Linked DNA regions of Mus musculus: region 2 is linked to region 1. Evidence: chromatin contacts called from ENCODE Hi-C or POLR2A ChIA-PET data. All regions are on one chromosome and are shown on one strand. The core of a region is the stretch at or near the end of the contact, and the rest is flanking DNA. Distances in the headings are between cores, read along the strand shown. Region 1 holds the start of Mtln (mitoregulin). Region 2 holds the start of Bcl2l11 (BCL2-like 11 (apoptosis facilitator)).

Evidence for each region. A loop is a pair of places that touch in the nucleus more often than their neighbours do. ChIA-PET counts read pairs that join two places held with the same protein, here RNA polymerase II (POLR2A).
Region 2: a map of gastrocnemius shows a loop between it and region 1 (5-fold over the local background). The contact joins the promoter of Bcl2l11 here to the promoter of Mtln in region 1. A Hi-C loop is called at or near these places in 1 of 37 maps with a recorded cell type or tissue (gastrocnemius). POLR2A ChIA-PET finds 5 or more read pairs at or near these places in 1 of 5 experiments (embryonic stem cell).

Annotation. Positions count from the first base shown.
Region 1 is chr2:127,790,815-127,796,615 of GRCm38, forward strand. It overlaps Mtln (mitoregulin), which reads right to left and starts at 1,674. Exons shown (of 2, transcript NM_001384135.1): 1 at 1,320-1,674; 2 at 568-1,018. The coding sequence starts at 1,653. The coding sequence ends at 1,483.
Region 2 is chr2:128,121,433-128,127,332 of GRCm38, forward strand. It overlaps Bcl2l11 (BCL2-like 11 (apoptosis facilitator)), which reads left to right and starts at 4,606. Exons shown (of 4, transcript NM_207680.2): 1 at 4,606-4,820. It overlaps Acoxl (acyl-Coenzyme A oxidase-like), which reads left to right. Exons shown (of 18, transcript NM_028765.3): 18 at 1,516-2,461. The coding sequence ends at 1,704.

The sequences.
Region 1 (5,801 bases), core at 424-2,923:
AAACACCCAGCACCCATGTAAAAACCTGGGGTGGAATGGGGCAATCTGTAACAGTAGTTACAGGACCAAGACTTTGGATTCTCAGAACCCACAGTGGAAGTAGCAGTCTCCAGGACAAACTTCCAGTCTACACCTACATACACATCACACATGCACTCACACACACGTGGACATATATTCAGTACACACACTACACATACAAGAGAAGAAGAAAAGGTGAAGAACAGTCCAGGAAGGCACTGATGCTGACCTCTGGTCCCCACACAACTGCCCACCGCCACCACCCACAGGCAGATAAGAACCCTATTCTACCTCAAAGATCTTCACCTAGTTCTCAGTGAGGAATGCTGACTAGAAAGCTTCAGCCAACTAAAGCCCAGACAGGATGGCTCTCTGAAAACTGGCGTTTCAGCCCTTGCTGGATTCATAGAATAAGATCTAAGTCACATATAAGGCTCAATAATCCTAGGAAAATGGGCCATGGTGTTTCCCTGGAGAACAAACTGATTTTCTTAAAAATGTAGACAATGCGTCAGAAATACATCTTATAAATAACCAAGGCTTTGGTCACTTGATAGGACTGGCATTTATCTTTAAGCTTACTCAACAGTTTCTCTTTCACATATATATTCCGTTATATCACATGCATTATTTTTTTTAATTTTAGTTTTTTTACTCTCTACATTCTTCAAAGTGCAAATATCTTGCATTTGTAATGCTTAATTCAGGCATTTGACACAGCTCCTAGGTTTTCTGAATATGTCTAGAAAAATGACTCATAATGGTCCGTTGATCAGATCTGCCTCCAGGCTGTACCAAGGTGAGATTCCATCAGAAAGTCTCTGCTTTCAGGCTCCAAATCTCTTACTGCAGCAAACTGAATGGTAGGCAAAAATACTGCTTTCTTTTGTGAGGAGGAAAAAGATTCAAAGATGTTTAATTTTTTATTTTAAAAATAGATTCATAAAGTGCAAGAAATTATTTCTCTCCAGTGCTTTTTATTTTCATCTTCGACAAGCTGTTGAAAAACAGTAAGAAAAAAAAATCAGTAACACAGTAGTATCTTTAACTTCAAATTTCTGTACTGTGATCGCAAACCATGAACTAAGAGAAGAAAACTATAGGACTGAAGAATAACTATGATGAAACGCAAAGCTCCTGCCATCCACGTTAAAAAGCCACTGTGGACCCTATGAATGTGGAGGCTGGGCGTGAAATGACTCCCTCCCCCATTTCGAAGTTAAATGTTAAGGTGTAACTGCATCGCACGTGGTAAAACATTCCCATTAAATACCCTCAGCAAACTGAGCTGTTAATACCTGAAAGTAAGTTGTTAGAGAAGACAAAACTATTTTCTTTCTGAAGCAAGCCATGTTCTTGCAAGCCGTGCAAGGACGACTCCTGGGTCGCGCGGCTCCCACGATCCGGGCTGCGTTGGGCTTAGGGAGTGAGAACCCGGCGGACTCGGGCTGCAGCGCGTGCTCAGGCCAGGTCCAGCTTTTTCTGAGTCGTTGCCAGCTTGTCCTGCAGCCTCCGCTTCCTCCAGTCTAGGTAACGCCTCCGCAGCCGATTCGCTTGCCAGCCCAGGACCACTCCAGAGGCGAAAGCCACTAGCACGGACACCTGCAGCGTCCTCTCAGACACGTCCGCCATTGCAACCACTCAGCACAAAGTAGAGTGAGCTACGGATTGGCGCAAGGATCAGATGCCACAGCGCTCGCTTGAGGCCCGCTCTGAGTCTGCGCGAGGAAAGGACAGGAAAGGAAGCAGAGTTCCCTGACTCTTAGATCAGGAGTCTTAACTGTGATGTGAGATGGTCTTGGTTTCTGATGGGCTCCGCGTTTCTTCTACATTTCTTGTTTGACATTAGTCAGATATTCACTTGCATCATACCCGAAGTGTTATCTACTATTGTTCGTTTTTGTTTTGTTTTGTTTCTTTCTTTTTGGTTTTTCGAGACAGGGTTTCTCTGTATAGCCCTGGCTGTCCTGGAACTCACTTTGTAGACCAGGCTGGCCTCGAACTCAGAAATCCGCCTGCCTCTGCCTCCCAAGTGCTGGAACGCCTGCGCCACCACGCCCGGCTTTGTTCGTTTTTCTTATCTAAGCTTTCTGGTAACTCGATTTTAAAATAAACAAATAGAGAAAAAAACTTAATAACACTTAAAAAGAACAAATTTAGATGAAATGGTCTTTAATACGTTTTCTCTTACCCCAGTATACAGGGTATTTTAATATATAATCTTCCAAGTTACTAGTGTCAATGCAATAGCCACAGCTCTCATCAATGGAATAAAAAGTGGACATTGTCAGACCAATGACCTTTAAGTACTTAAAAAAGAGAAGCAGCAGCGGTCGCCATCTTGGTCTGAGACCCGCCGAACTTAGGAAATTAGTCTGAACAGGTGAGAGGGTGCGCCAGAGAACCTGACAGCTTCTAGAACAGGCGGAAGCACAGAGGCGCTGAGGCAGCACCCTGTGTGGGCCGGGGACAGCCGGCCACCTTCCGGACCGGAGGACAGGTGCCCACCCGGCTGGGGAGGCGACCTAAGCCACAGCAGCAGCGGTCGCCATCTTGGTCCGGGACCCGCCGAACTTAGGAAATTAGTCTGAACAGGTGAGAGGGTGCGCCAGAGAACCTGACAGCTTCTAGAACAGGCGGAAGCACAGAGGCGCTGAGGCAGCACCCTTTGTGGGCCGGGGACAGCCGGCCACCGTCCGGACCGGAGGACAGGTGCCCGCCCGGCTGGGGAGGCGGCCTAAGCCACAGCAGCAGCGGTCGCCATCTTGGTCCGGGACCCGCCGAACTTAGGAAATTAGTCTGAACAGGTGAGAGGGTGCGCCAGAGAACCTGACAGCCTCTGGAACAGGCAGAAGCACAGAGGGGCTGAGGCAGCACCCTGTGTGGGCCGGGGACAGCCAGCCACCTTCCGGACCGGAGGACAGGTGCCCGCCCGGCTGGGGAGGCGACCTAAGCCACAGCAGCAGCGGTCGCCATCTTGGTCCGGGACCCGCCGAACTTAGGAAATTAGTCTGAACAGGTGAGAGGGTGCGCCAGAGAACCTGACAGCTTCTGGAACAGGCGGAAGCACAGAGGCGCTGAGGCAGCACCCTTTGTGGGCCGGGGACAGCCGGCCACCGTCCGGACCGGAGGACAGGTGCCCGCCCGGCTGGGGAGGCGGCCTAAGCCACAGCAGCAGCGGTCGCCATCTTGGTCCCGGGACTCCAAGGAACTTAGGAATTTAGTCTGCTTAGGTGAGAGTCTGTACCACCTGGGAACTGCCAAAGCAACACAGTGTCTGAGAAAGGTCCTGTTTTGGGCCTTCTTCTTCGGCCAGGAGGAGGTCCAAATACAAGATATCTGCGCACCTTCCCTGTAAGAGAGCTTGCCAGCAGAGAGTGCTCTGAGCACTGAAACTCAGAGGAGAGAATCTGTCTCCCAGGTCTGCTGATAGACGGTAACAGAATCACCAGAAGAACAATCTCTAAACAGAGTCAACTATAACTACTAACTCCAGAGATTACCAGATGGCGAAAGGTAAACGGAGGAATCTTACTAACAGGAACCAAGACCACTCACCATCACCAGAACCCAGCACACCCACTTCGCCCAGTCCAGGGAACCCCAACACACCCGAGAACCTAGACCTAGATTTAAAAGCATATCTCATGATGATGGTAGAGGACATCAAGAAGGACTTTAATAAATCACTTAAAGAAATACAGGAGAACACTGCTAAAGAGTTACAAGTCCTTAAAGAAAAACAGGAAAACACAATCAAACAGGTAGAAGTCCTTACAGAAAAAGAGGAAAAAACATACAAACAGGTGATGGAAATGAACAAAACCATACTAGACCTAAAAAGGGAAGTAGACACAATAAAGAAAACTCAAAGCGAGGCAACACTAGAGATAGAAACCCTAGGAAAGAAATCTGGAACCATAGATTTGAGCATCAGCAACAGAATACAAGAGATGGAAGAGAGAATCTCAGGTGCAGAAGATTCCATAGAGAACATTGGCACAACAATCAAAGAAAATGGAAAATGCAAAAAGATCCTAACTCAAAATATCCAGGAAATCCAGGACACAATAAGAAGACCAAACGTACGGATAATAGGAGTGGATGAGAATGAAGATTTTCAACTCAAAGGTCCAGCAAACATCTTCAACAAAATTATTGAAGAAAACTTCCCAAATCTAAAGAATGAGATGCATATGAACATACAAGAAGCCTACAGAACTCCAAATAGACTGGACCAGAAAAGAAATTCCTCCCGACACATAATAATCAGAACATCAAATGCACTAAATAAAGATAGAATACTAAAAGCAGTAAGGGAAAAAGGTCAAGTAACATATAAAGGCAAGCCTATCAGAATTACACCAGATTTTTCACCAGAGACTATGAAAGCCAGAAGAGCCTGGACAGATGTTATACAGACACTAAGAGAACACAAACTGCAGCCCAGGCTACTATACCCAGCCAAACTCTCAATTATCATAGAGGGAGAAACCAAAGTATTCCACGACAAAACCAAATTCACGCATTATCTCTCCACGAATCCAGCCCTTCAAAGGATAATAACAGAAAAAAACCAATACAAGAACGGGAACAACGCCCTAGAAAAAACAAGAAGGTAATCCCTCAACAAACCTAAAAGAAGACAGCCACAAGAACAGAATGCCACCTTTAACAACTAAAATAACAGGAAGCAACAATTACTTTTCCTTAATATCTCTTAACATCAATGGTCTCAACTCGCCAATAAAAAGACATAGACTAACAAACTGGCTACACAAACAAGACCCAACATTTTGCTGCTTACAGGAAACTCATCTCAGAGAAAAAGATAGACACTACCTCAGAATGAAAGGCTGGAAAACAATTTTCCAAGCAAATGGTATGAAGAAACAAGCAGGAGTAGCCATCCTAATATCTGATAAGATTGACTTCCAACCCAAAGTCATCAAAAAAGACAAGGAGGGACACTTCATTCTCATCAAAGGTAAAATCCTCCAAGAGGAACTCTCAATTCTGAATATCTATGCTCCAAATACAAGAGCAGCCACATTCACTAAAGAAACTTTAGTAAAGCTCAAAGCACACATTGCACCTCACACAATAATAGTGGGAGACTTCAACACACCACTTTCACCAATGGACAGATCATGGAAACAGAAACTAAGCAGGGACACACTGAAACTAACAGAAGTGATGAAACAAATGGATCTGACAGATATCTACAGAACATTTTATCCTAAAACAAAAGGATATACCTTCTTCTCAGCACCTCATGGTACCTTCTCCAAAATTGACCACATAATAGGTCACAAATCAGGCCTCAACAGATTCAAAAATATTGAAATTGTCCCATGTATCCTATCAGATCACCATGCACTAAGGCTGATCTTCAATAACAAAATAAATAACAGAAAGCCAACATTCACATGGAAACTGAACACTCTTCTCAATGATACCTTGGTCAAGGAAGGAATAAAGAAAGAAATTAAAGACTTTTTAGAGTTTAATGAAAATGAAGCCACAACGTACCCAAACCTTTGGGACACAATGAAAGCATTTCTATGAGGGAAACTCATAGCTATGAGTGCCTTCAAGAAAAAACGGGAGAGAGCACATACTAGCAGCTTGACAACACATCTAAAAGCTCTAGAAAAAAAGGAAGCAAATTCACCCAAGAGGAGTAGACGGCAGGAAATAATCAAACTCAGGGGTGAAATCAACCAAGTGGAAACAAGAAGAACTATTCAAAGAATTAACCAAACGAGGAGTTGGTTCTT
Region 2 (5,900 bases), core at 3,356-5,855, 330 kb after region 1:
CACAGAAATACCATTCTTCATCAGCATTTGGTCTTTCCTTTTTTTTTTTAACTCTTTCTTATAGCAAATAGAAATCACTTTCCATAATTTCTACCTCTAAGTCTATATTTCACACTAGACAAACCAAACACATTGTGTTCTTTCACAAGCCTTCTTTCAAAGTGAGTTTCCCCCATTGGCCGCTGCATGACAAGAGTTGGCCTATCTGCCTTAATGAAACCCACAGGGAGCATTATCTTGAATAATTACATGAGTACACGTGGCAAGTTCAGGGGCTGGGTAGACCATCTTGTGGTTTTGAAATGTGTGGTAAAAAGCATCAAGAGTTGACAGATTAGTTGGGGATTTGTCAAGAGTATTAATTACAGACTTGGAAATCTTGGTTAGTGACAGTCTGTCTTGTCGCATCTTGCAAATGTGATCAAAGTCATTTCGGAACTTATTTGATGGTGCCTAACCAAGGTGTGTGAAGAACGAAGCTTTTCATTAGAAATCACTGGGAAGTGGGGTGCATTTTGAAGGAAGAGGGCCTTGAATTGCACTCCCCTTCACACTTCTTCCTCCTCTTCCTCTTTCTTTTGGGGAGGGCAGATGGGGGGGGGTCTTAAAATATAGATAGCACACAAGGATAAAGTTGGGCCCATAAAAGTGTTTTTAAAGCTACAAAAAGAAACTATGAAGCCTGGAGGTTGTTGTGATCAGTCAGTCCAAGACATGTATAGCTTAACGAAGACCTCAAATGTCAGAGTACAGTATGAATTTGCTTAGGGGAAGGGAAAACAGGTCTCTCCCCTTGTTCAGATCTAGAAAAATCATCCTTTATTTTGGCTTCTTGCAGGGATGAGTGGGCGGGTCGGTACTGGCATCTAAATCATAGAAAATGAAATAGAAACACAGCCCTGTCCTGAAACCTCCCTCCCTTCTTCTGGGAAGTCTGTCCTGATGGACCTCCACTGCCTAGCAGAGTGGATGGACCACTCGTTGATTCTGCGCAACTGGAGAGGCCGGAAAGTGATTAACGCCGAGCCTTGGTTTGTTTGGTGGTCCGCAGCAGTCTCTGAAACCCTCCTTACTGCCTTCCAGACTCTGTTGGCACCCTTCTGGTGAGACGAGGCAGATCTTTTCAATGGCTCATCTAGTCAGAAGTTCTCGTCAGTTGCCTCTGTGCACCAGAGGGTGGCACTCCAGAGGTGGAGAGGAAGGGCGGGAAGAAGGAAGGAATGAAGAGAAGGCAGCATTAATTCTCAGAGCTAGGTCTCTAGTTACCGAAGTATCTTAGCAAAGAGCCGCTACCCTCAGTCCCTTACCGGGGGTTGGGGGGGAAAAACCCCTCTAAGTTTCGACCGGACCTGGGGGTCAGAGTCTTAGAGATTTTAAAGAAGTCACAGCTTGTTTAGAAACAATAACTTTCTGTGTTGTGGGGAACCCACATTTTCTGCACTTCTGAGGGGCAGACGACAAGTCCTCCTTGACTGCGCCCACATCTGACCTGACCCTCTGTGCCATGTTTTGCAGTTGCTGAATTTGTGCGAGTCCGTGAAGGATGACGCCCTGAAGGTGATCTCTGCCTTCAACATTCCACACATCACCATCCGTGCACCAAAAACAGGAATCCCCAACCCCGGGGCTGCCGAGGCCGCCTACCCGGCACCCATGCAACCGCTCGTGCGGGATGCGGCGCGCGCTCAACTGGCCAAGCTGTGAGCCAGGCGAGAAATTTAGTGTCCCATCTTCCAAGTATTTGGCCAGAGCTGGAGCAGAGGCCAAAGTGGCAGGTGCAGGGCAGCCACCTTGGGGATTTTGGTCTGGCAGAGGAGGTCCAGCTAAGGCTGGCGAGGAGCAGGGCAAGTTGTCCGGGAGAGGGAGCCATAGATGGATACCCCACTATCACAGTGACTTAGCCTGGTTTGTAGCCTCGCCTGGCCTTTACCTTGACTTCTCCCAGCCATGGCCCTGGATCCCCCAGACAATCGTCTTCGCCCACCGCATGGTGCCACCAAAGATCTCTACTGTCAGTGGTGACTCATATTCCCAGAGACTTCGAAAAGCTCTGGCGCTGGGTTAAAAAAAAAAAAATCAAAACATAAAAATCAAACACCCTTAGGCAAAAGGGGTGGAGGAAAGCTCCACCCTCTCCAAGCTCGGGCAAAAGTTCAGCGAGGGATGATTCGTGAATCAGGCTTGCTCCAGCTTTGCGAGGAAATGCACTGGCGAGAGCGGAGAGCTTGAGCCTGCAGTCGCCCTAGTCTCACCAGGTAGGTGATCTCCGGACCGCACGACCATGCGCGACAAACGCTCCTCCGCGCTAAACTGTTACCAACCCTTCAGAAAAGCATAGATGTGCAAAGATTAATAAATAATAGAAAGATGCTCCCGCGGCTTGGAGAGGTAGGGCTGGCTGGCCTGGGGAATAATTGGAATAAAGTGATTTTGGAATTTGGAGAGATTACACAGGCGGAAATGAATTTCTCATTTGTGTTCTGACTTGGTGTTGCCCAGTTTCGTTCTCATCTCTAGCCATCGACTCGCTCCCCTCCCTCCATATCCGCTGGCAGCCTCAGTAAGGCACCAGTGACCCACTGGCCCTTCCCACGCTGCTCTTCTCTGCTGTCAAATCCGGTCCCAGGAGTTCTTCCGACACAGCCAGAGAAAGCTGAATGGGCCCAAAGGCCCGCGGCTACCTGACTTGAGGCACTTGGTGGAAGCTCCCCTGACTGCCTTGTTCCCTGGTGATGCAAGAGCCTCCGCCTCCAGGCCGGCTTCCTAATTAGGACCTAAAAAAGAGCACATAGCCCAACCCGTTGCTTTCCCCAGTGCCTGTATATTTTCTTTTAGCATGTCCAGGGTTGCAGAATCGGAAGACTCCAGAGCAGCCTGCTCCTACAAAGAAACACCAGCGCTTCCCCACCCCCACCTCCCACCCCTGTATGGTTCTTTTCTAGTCCAAGTATGAGGCGCCTAGCTCCACGCTGAGGGCGCAGAATACTTGCTGCTGGCTTTGGACTCCCAGAGTAGCAGTAGCAGATTGGGCTGCATGGGTGGGATGCCGAGTGGCCAAGGCACAGTACTGCTTCACAGACCTTGGTCAGGACAGACCTGGATCGGCGGTGTACTTGACTTCATCCACGCCCTTGCCCTGTGCGCTCTTGTAGCGATCACCCCTGACCTCCAGCAGGAGCAAGGCTTTGCCTTGAACACCCCAGCTTCCCTGGGAACCAATGGCTTCTTTGATCTCACTCAGGATTCACTTGAGAAGCTAGACTTTAGCATGGGGCTGTGCTGTGTCACCGTGACGTTAGATCCGCATACAAACACCAAAATGACCAAGATGGCCCAACATTGATTGGGACGGCAGGTCGCAACACTTGTTCTGCAAGAAAAGGCTACGTCCTACTTACTGCCAGCCTGGATGCAGGTTGGGTAGCCCATTAATAGAGTTTCCTTAATCTCGTGTGGGGAGTGGGACGTTCCATTTCCAGAGCAGCTTTTTTGGGCCGCCGCTATGAGAGAAGGGGCTGGGGGTGGGGATGCACATGGCGCCATTGACTTCCAGACTTCTGTTGGAATCACAAAGGCCTCAGGAAGATCAAGGGATTTTTTTTTCGACCCCCTTATGGTTTTCCCAGCTCGGCCTGAACTCCGCTGCTCCATGGTCGCCAGCATCGGCGGACCGATGGATAGACAGTTCCTGGCGTACACTGTGAGCCCCAAACATTTCGAGGCTCCCAACACCGCTCATGGCACAACCGTCTTTCCTTGGTAGCCCCCCTCCTTTTCCTTGTAGTTATTCTTTTCCAGCTAACTTTCTCATTCCCCTATTTTATATGCTTGTCGTGCCCGCCCATCGCTCCCTGAAGCTTCCCGCTTCTCTTGTCTCTCAACTGTCCTTCTCACCACCACCTCTGCCTCTTAAGTAACTGGGCACTAGGGAAACAAACATATAAACCACAACAACAACAACAGCACACACACACAAACACAACACTAAGGAGAGCCTAAAGGAGGACAGAAGGCAGAAGGCGGCGGCGACGAAGAATCTCGCTTGAGGCGCAGACGAAGAGGGGTGAGCATCTTGCTGATCTGAGTCCCCCGGAGGTCAGGAATTCTAGGAAAGGACAGTCAAAGGCCAGTGCCCATCCTTGCACCAATCTAATCCTCATGGTTTGGGGCTGAGAAGCTGTGCAAAGCAAGGGCGGAGGGACGCCTTCTGAGGCTTCCAACTGGCGCCCGCGGCCGGGCTGGACACAGAGCAGTGTACCCTGAGCGCCCCCTAAGTTCCGCTCTGCGAGGTGGCCGCCACGGGCGGACGGGGAGGGGCGGGTACATTCTGAGTGGAGGATGGGCGAGCATGCAGCTGCCCGCAGGCCAAGACACTAGGGTAAACACGCCGGGGTGGGCGGCGCACGCAAACTGCAGGACAGCCGGCGGGGCCACCCTCCCCACTACCTGTCGCAGCCTGCACGCGCCAGCGGCCTGGGGGCCGTGGGGGGTGGGGCTTACCTTCCGGCTTGCCGGGGGCCGGACTAAACGGGGGCGGAGCCCGCGGTGATTGGGCGCGGGGGCGGGGGCTCAACTACCGCAGAGTCTCAAGAGCAGGCTGCTTTCACTTCGCTCCCCGCAGGCACTGGGTCACCAGCTGGTTGGAGCTCTGCGGTCCTTGCCATCGTCGCCGTCACCGGATTCCTGCAGCCGCTCTGCGAGCTGTGTTCCACTTGGATTCACACCACCTCCGCTGCTCCCGCCGCCACCGCCTCGGCGCCCTTCCCCTGGCCCTCGTCCACCCAATGTCTGACTCTGATTCTCGGACTGAGAAACGCAAGGTAAACACTCCGCGACTCCCGGGGCGCAGGCTGGGGATGGATAGAAGACAGGCGCCGCAGCGGCTTCATCTGTCTCTGGTGTCGCACGTGCGGGTGGAGGCACTGGTTTGTCCCGCGTGGCTGCAGGAGGCGAACGCTGGGAGTCGGGTCGAGGTCGCTGCGTGCCAAGGCACTTTTGGGGAAGGGTTGTCGGCACTGAAGCTGCGGGCACTTAGCCGAAGACTGGGTTGGGACGCAATGCCGCACGAGGGGCCGCTGAGGCATCTCTCGCGGGCAAGGAGGGCGCGTGGTCTCGGCTTGGAGCCGAGGTCCCGCTTCGTGGTGCCGGTAGTGCGTCCAGCCGGGAAGCGTCGCGGCGACCCAGACGGCCCGGGAGAAGTAGCCGCGCGGTAGCGGCGGGCGGGTAGACTTAACTCTTCGCTGACGCGGGTTCATTGCGGAGGTTTGAGTATTAAAATCACACGCGCCCAGACTTTGCTTGTACCCATTCAAGTCAGTTTGGCCATAGTGGTCAATTTCCTTTCCGGATGTCCCTGGCGGCCCGGTTCCTTTTGCGACCGTCCTGTGGATATTGAGGAACACCGTATCTACAGGAGACAAGAAACCCCGTAACCCCCCTAGGACCACTTAGGCTACGCGTATTCCAAGCCCCAGCTAGCCGACTACTCCTAGCCCGATTGCACCGGGACCCAGTCGCATAGGCTGGCGGACCCCTGAGCTCGCAAGCCTATTGCCCACGGGGCAGGCACTGCTTGAGGAAGGCTAACTGAACAGTGGGGGCAGAGGTCTGGATGTGCATGCCCGAGACCCGAGATGGTCGTTCATATTTGGTTCGTGTCGGTAGCACTCGGTAGCACATGGGGACACAGCAGGTGAAGTTGCTGAGAAGTTCTTCAGGGGACTGCGGAGGCATTAGGGACTTGGCTCGGAATGGCCTGGAGTGCGATCGTGGCCTCGCGGATCTCCGAGGGGTGCGTGTCTCGCTTTGTCTCTAATGTCCCGCTGCCCTGGCGGCGGGAATTCCCGCAAAGCGCGCGCCGTCCCGGCCTGGCCCAGGGGTGGGGCGGGGCGCAAAGCGAA